Linked DNA regions of Homo sapiens: region 2 is linked to region 1. Evidence: chromatin contacts called from ENCODE Hi-C data. All regions are on one chromosome and are shown on one strand. Each heading gives the region's core, a stretch centred on a gene start or an enhancer-like site at or near the end of the contact. The rest is flanking DNA. Distances are from core to core; before and after follow the strand shown. Region 1 overlaps MGAT4A (alpha-1,3-mannosyl-glycoprotein 4-beta-N-acetylglucosaminyltransferase A). Region 2 holds the start of CRACDL (CRACD like).

The links. A loop is a pair of places that touch in the nucleus more often than their neighbours do. Pooled maps may share reads with other maps.
Region 2: a loop to region 1 is called in a map of CD8-positive, alpha-beta T cell, with 2.8 times the contacts of the local background. The contact joins the promoter of CRACDL here to the enhancer-like site in region 1. A Hi-C loop is called at or near these places in 5 of 168 maps with a recorded cell type or tissue (CD8-positive, alpha-beta T cell, HepG2, MCF 10A and 2 more), 5 of 37 single-sample maps with no recorded cell type and 12 of 50 pooled maps.

The regions. Positions count from the first base shown.
Region 1 is chr2:98,648,222-98,650,921 of GRCh38, forward strand. All of the region lies in intron 8 of MGAT4A (alpha-1,3-mannosyl-glycoprotein 4-beta-N-acetylglucosaminyltransferase A), which reads right to left. Among named protein-coding and RNA genes, the nearest start is that of UNC50, 41 kb to the left of the region's middle. Within about 2 kb of position 1,415, at least 2 of the 41 ENCODE cell types and tissues checked have a DNase peak (open chromatin) inside an H3K27ac peak, as active enhancers do; they include CD8-positive, alpha-beta T cell, where a contact is called at or near this core.
Region 2 is chr2:98,934,791-98,937,490 of GRCh38, forward strand. It overlaps CRACDL (CRACD like), which reads right to left and starts at 1,435. Exons shown (of 10, transcript NM_207362.3): 1 at 1,148-1,435. RefSeq lists a silencer at 602-802.

The DNA.
Region 1 (2,700 bases), core at 165-2,664:
GGTGTGGTGGCTCACACCTGTAATCCCAGCACTTTGTGAGGCTGAGACAGGTGGATCACTTGAGGTCAGGAGTTTGAAACCAGCCTGGCCAACATGGTGAAACCCTGTCTCCACTAAAAATACAAAAAATTAGCCAGGCCTGGTGCCAAGTGCCTGTAATCCCACCTACTTGGGAGGCTGAGGCAGGAGAATCACTTGAACCCGGGAGGCAGAGGGTGCAGTGAGCTGAGATCACACCATTGCAGTCCAGCCTGGGCTAGAGGGAGACTATGTCTCGAACAAACAAACAAAAACAGCCTGGGCAACAAAGTGAGACCCTGTTTTTACAAAAAGTAAAAAAAAAAAAAATTAGCCAGGCATGGTGGTGCATGTCTGTGGCCCCAGCCGCACAGGAGGCTGAGGTGGGAGGATCATATGACCCAGGTCAAGGATGCAGCGAGCTGTGAACTGTGTTTGCACCACTGCACTCCAGCCTTGGCAAGAGAGGAAGACCCTGTCTCCAAAAAAAAAAAAAAAGCTCACTGACACCAGTGGACCAGTGGCTCAAACCTGTAACACCTGCTCTTTGAAAGGCAGAGGCAGCAGGATCATTTGAGGCCGGGAGTTCAAGACCAGCCTGGGCAACTTAGCAATACTCCCATCTCTACCAAAAAGAAATACAAAAATTAACCCAGTATGGTGGTGCATGCCTTAGTCCCAGCTTCCTGGGAGGCTAAAACAGGAGGATCACTTGAGCCCAGGTGTTTGAGGCTGCCATGAGCTATGACTGTGCCACTGCGCTCCAGCCTGTGTGACAGTCAGACTCTGTCTCTGAAAAACAAAAGAATGTTCATTGAATTTGACTTCGAAAGAACTGAACAATTAGAAACAATCTAAATGACCAACAAGAAGGTTGATTATGATATCTGAATAACAGGACTTCAAGAAGGGATTAAAAATCACACCAATCTGTATTTACTGGCATAGCAAGGTACCTATCAACAGTATGTTAAGTGACAGCAAAAAAGGTTATCAGACAGTACATACAGCATGATCCTCTACTGTAAAAGAGGGCTGTGTGAGAGTGACATCAGCGAGACAGAAACAGGAAACCCAGACACACAAGACACATTCCCCACACGAGACACAGATTTAAAATCTGAGCATTCCACAGCCAGAGGCCCTCTCTTGGGCACAGACCACAGTGAGGAAACACTCAATTCCCGACTTCTCCCTAAGGAGAGAAAGAAGTTGGTGTATACCCAGTGTTTTTGACTTTTTCGAGTGCAGCCAGAGGGAATGATTTCTGTCTCATCTAAATCATAGTGTCAGGAACAGGGCACCAGGTTGGGAGCTAAGAACAAAGGCCATCAGTTGGCACCAGAGGCTGCAGTACCAGAGACAGAAACTAGGTGGAGCTCCAGTACTGCAGCTTACTACAATACCAACAAGGCCACAGTGCTGCAGAGCTCCTGACTAGAAACCAGTCAACTTCAATTAGGAGATTACACCCACAAGCAGAGAGGACATGGCCCCAGAAAAGGCTCAAAGGGCTCCAGAGTCTTTAACTAGGCTGACTGAAGAAAATCCTTCCACTACAAAACCAAACTGCAAAGACTGGGAGAGGTGGCTGATTTTTCAAATGCCAAGATCCCAACAACAAAAAACAAGATATACAAATAAACAAAAATATGGTATATCCAAAGGAACAAGTTAAAACTCCAGAAACCAACCCCAAAGAAATGAAGACATATGAACTGCCCAGTAATTCAAAATAACTGTCATAAGATTGCTCAGTAAATTAAAAGAGAGCAGAGACAGACAACTAAATGAAATTTGGAATATGATGCATGAACAAAATGAGAATATCAATAGAGATAGAAACTATAAAGAGCCAAACAGAAATTCTAAAACTGAAGAATACAAAACCTGAATTGAAAATTTCACTAGAAGGACTAAACAGCAGACCTGAGCAGGCAGAAGAATCAGTGAACTTAAAGATAGGACTTTTGAAATTACTGAGGCACAGGAGCAAAAAGAAAAAAGAATAACAGAAAAATAGCGATACCCTAAGGGACCTATGGACAGCACAAAGTGAAACAACATACACATTATGAGAGTTCTACAAGGAGAAGAGAGCCTATTTGAACTTCCCAAATATGAGGATAGAAATGGACATACAAATTCAAAAAGTTCAAAGAACCCCAACTACAATAAATTGATCTACACCAAGAAGAATCATAATGAAGTTGTCAAAAGTCACAAAGAATCCTGAAAGCCATAAGAGGAAAGTGACCCAACAAATACAAGATAACGTCTATTAGATTATCAGCAGATTTCCCAGAAGAAACTTTATTATAGGCTAGAAGAGGGTGGAATGATATGTTCAAAGTGCTAAAACATACTAAACAAAAACTGGCCAGCCAAGAATATTATATCTGACAAAATTGTAATTCAAAAGTAAAGAAGGCCAGGCGCGGTGGCTCACACCTGTAATCCCAGCACTTTGGGAGACCGAGGCAGGTGGATCACCTGAGGTCAGGAGTTCGCGACCAGCCTGAACAACGCGGTGAAACCCCATCTCTACTAAAAATACAAAAATTAGCTGGGTGTGGTGGTGGGCACCTGTAACCCTAGCTACTCGGGAAGCTGAGGCAGAATGGCGTGAACCCGGAAGGTGGAGCTTACAGTGAGCCGAGATCGCGCCACTGCACTTCAGCC
Region 2 (2,700 bases), core at 185-2,684, 290 kb after region 1:
TCAAAACAAATACAAAAATCCCTAATGTACAAAATCTCACATTTTTAAATAAAGACAGGATCAGTGTTCCTGATTTTTCCTGTTGCCTCAGACTCCAAGATGGCACAGCATAGGGGCAGAGCCCAGAAACCAGCCCAGCTCAACCTTCTCCACCAGCTCCACACGACACTGTCTCTAGATATCTTTCTCCTCACAATTTTATAACCTCAATAGGTTCTTAGGATGACCACAGTGCTCCATCATTCCAGGTGTGCGCCCGTGGGACCGAGCTCCAGGGAAAATACCAGGGGTCTACACAGATTCTAGTCTATGGTATATGCAAATGAAGGAAGCCTGCAGGCTCCAATAACCTAGTAGGATACCTTAAGACCAGTTTGGGAAGGTGTGAGCTGGCTCTAAAAGGGTAACACAGCTGCCTGTCTTCCACTTGGATTTCCTGGCTCAAAACTGTCAACAGGACCTGATGCCTGCAGGCGGTTTGCACCTACACGGAGTCAAATTCACACAGCCGCACTGCTTCTGACTTGCATTTCAAAAGCAAGTGACTATTATGCTCTGATCACATGTGAACTTCATACCGAATCTTTGCCTATGATGAAGCTTCTGTTCAACAAATATTTGTTGATTAAAAATGTGAACACTTCTTAGATCAACTCCAGAATCCCTCCCGGGTGGCGTGTAATCAAAGCCTAAAACCTGTTAAATAAACCATCACCTAAAGCATAAGGCAGTTCGTGAATGTGTCCACTCCTTTCCCCTGCAACTGCGTGTGGAGACAGTGGGCATAAAGACCTCGTATGCTAGCAATTTCAACCGAGCAGGACCTTCTCTCCCTCCTCTTTCATTTTCCTGGCGCGTAAACTGCTGGATTTGCCTCACAGTGGAAAGTTGGGTCCAGCAAAGTGAGCAAAGGGAAACTTTGGGCACTTGCACGAGCGCGTCCGGCTCCCCCTCGGCCGCAGGAGCTGCCCAGGGCTTCGGCGGCGGGGGTGGCGCCTCTCCGGGTCCGAGGGGCCCCTGGCTTCACGGCCTCTGCCCTCGACCCCCTAGCCCCGGCCCGCCCCACCTCCGCCCGGTGCCCCCGCGCCCACCCCGCCTTCGACCCACGCCTGCCTTGGGACACGCGATTTCAAACCCCTCGAGGTACCTGGGACAGGAGCGTGGCCCGGGCTCGGCGAGACGCGCAGAGAAGGGCACCTTCCGCGGGGTGCGGCGAGCCGGGGCTGCTCCCGCCGCGGTGCGCGTCTAGCCCCAGCCCAAAGCCGGGGCGACGCAGCAGGTGGCCGCGCGGCCTCCAGACAGCCCGGGTCTGCGGCCGAAGAGCTGGACGCGGGCGCTGACACTACCCTCCCGCGGCCGGCCCGGCCCTGCGCCCGGCGCGCTCCCAGCTCCCAGCTCCCAGCTGCAGGCGCGCCGGCTTCGCTCGGCTCCGCTCGGCTCGGCGGGGGCGGACGCCGCTCAGCTCCCCTCGCCGGCCGCCGCGCGCACCTCCCCCGCGGCGCACAGCTCCCAACGCCGCCTCCGCAGCTGGCCCGGCGGAGTGGGGCCGAGACCTCGGGGCGGGGGGCGCAGGCGCCGGCCTGGGCCTTGGACGCCCCGCGGGAGGCGGGAGGGCGATCGGGGTGCGGGGAGGGCAATCGGGGTGCGGGCCCGGCTGCCCAGCGCTCCCTCCCAAGCCCGCGCCGCTCCCGACCCGCCTCGGCCTGTCCGCGCAGCGGCGCTGTCGGGGCTCCGGGAGGGCCGGGGGGCACCGGAGACCCGGAGGTGGTGGCAAGTCAGTCCGGGACTGGCCCAGGGCACCCGCGCGCGTCGGTGAGAGGGACCCGGGACTCCAGGTGACCTCCGGATCCGCCCTCTAAGTCAGTGGCCTGCGGCGGGCGTGGGCGCCGAGGGAAGGAAGTGTGCATTTGAATAAAAGTAAAAGTTTGTTATTGTTGTTGTTTTATAACCCTGTGGGTCCTGAGCGTCTCCAGGCTAATTAGGGAAGCTGCCGCCCCGTCTGGAGGTGATTCATGGGTGTGACACCGGCGAGTGTGGGAAGAAAGGCAGCTGATGCCGTCTCAGCTGCGCTCGCCTTTCTTTATTTTCTTTCTTTCTTCTTTTTTTAAAATCCTTTTTCTTGTAAAGACAGGGCTGGTCCATTTAGGGAGACCGCGCACGGAGGGAGCTGCCTTGGGTGGTCGCCCAGCGAATCTCCTCCGGAGCCCGAGCCGCGGCTTTGGTCTGCGGATGGCACAGCCCGGCGACCCCGTCCCGGCCTCTTCCCCGGCGGTGCACGCCCAGGGCCAGGCAGGCGAGAGGCGCGGGAGTCGCGTCCCAGCAGGGAGCCCAGGCTGCGACGAGTCCTCAGGGGACGCCTTCAACCCAGGCTGGAAGAGATGATACTAACGTCAGACGGGGAGTCTCGGGTGTCACCGGACGCCAGAATGAGCGGCGAGGTCCGCATTGTTTGGAGGGGATCACGCGGAATCCGCGCTACTCCGCGGGACGCTGGGTCCGACGGCTAGCGCCGCGCACACTGGAGGCCTGGAAAAGCCGAGCTGCTCGGCTGTCGGAGGCCGAGAGGGCCTGGACCCCGGAAGGAGCTCTCTCCACCTGTGGCTTTCAAGGGGCTCAAAATCCCAGATAGAAGAATCGAGCGAAACGAGGCCCAAGACAGTTTCCCATTTACTTGGGCATATCAAACGAAGTTTCCTTTTT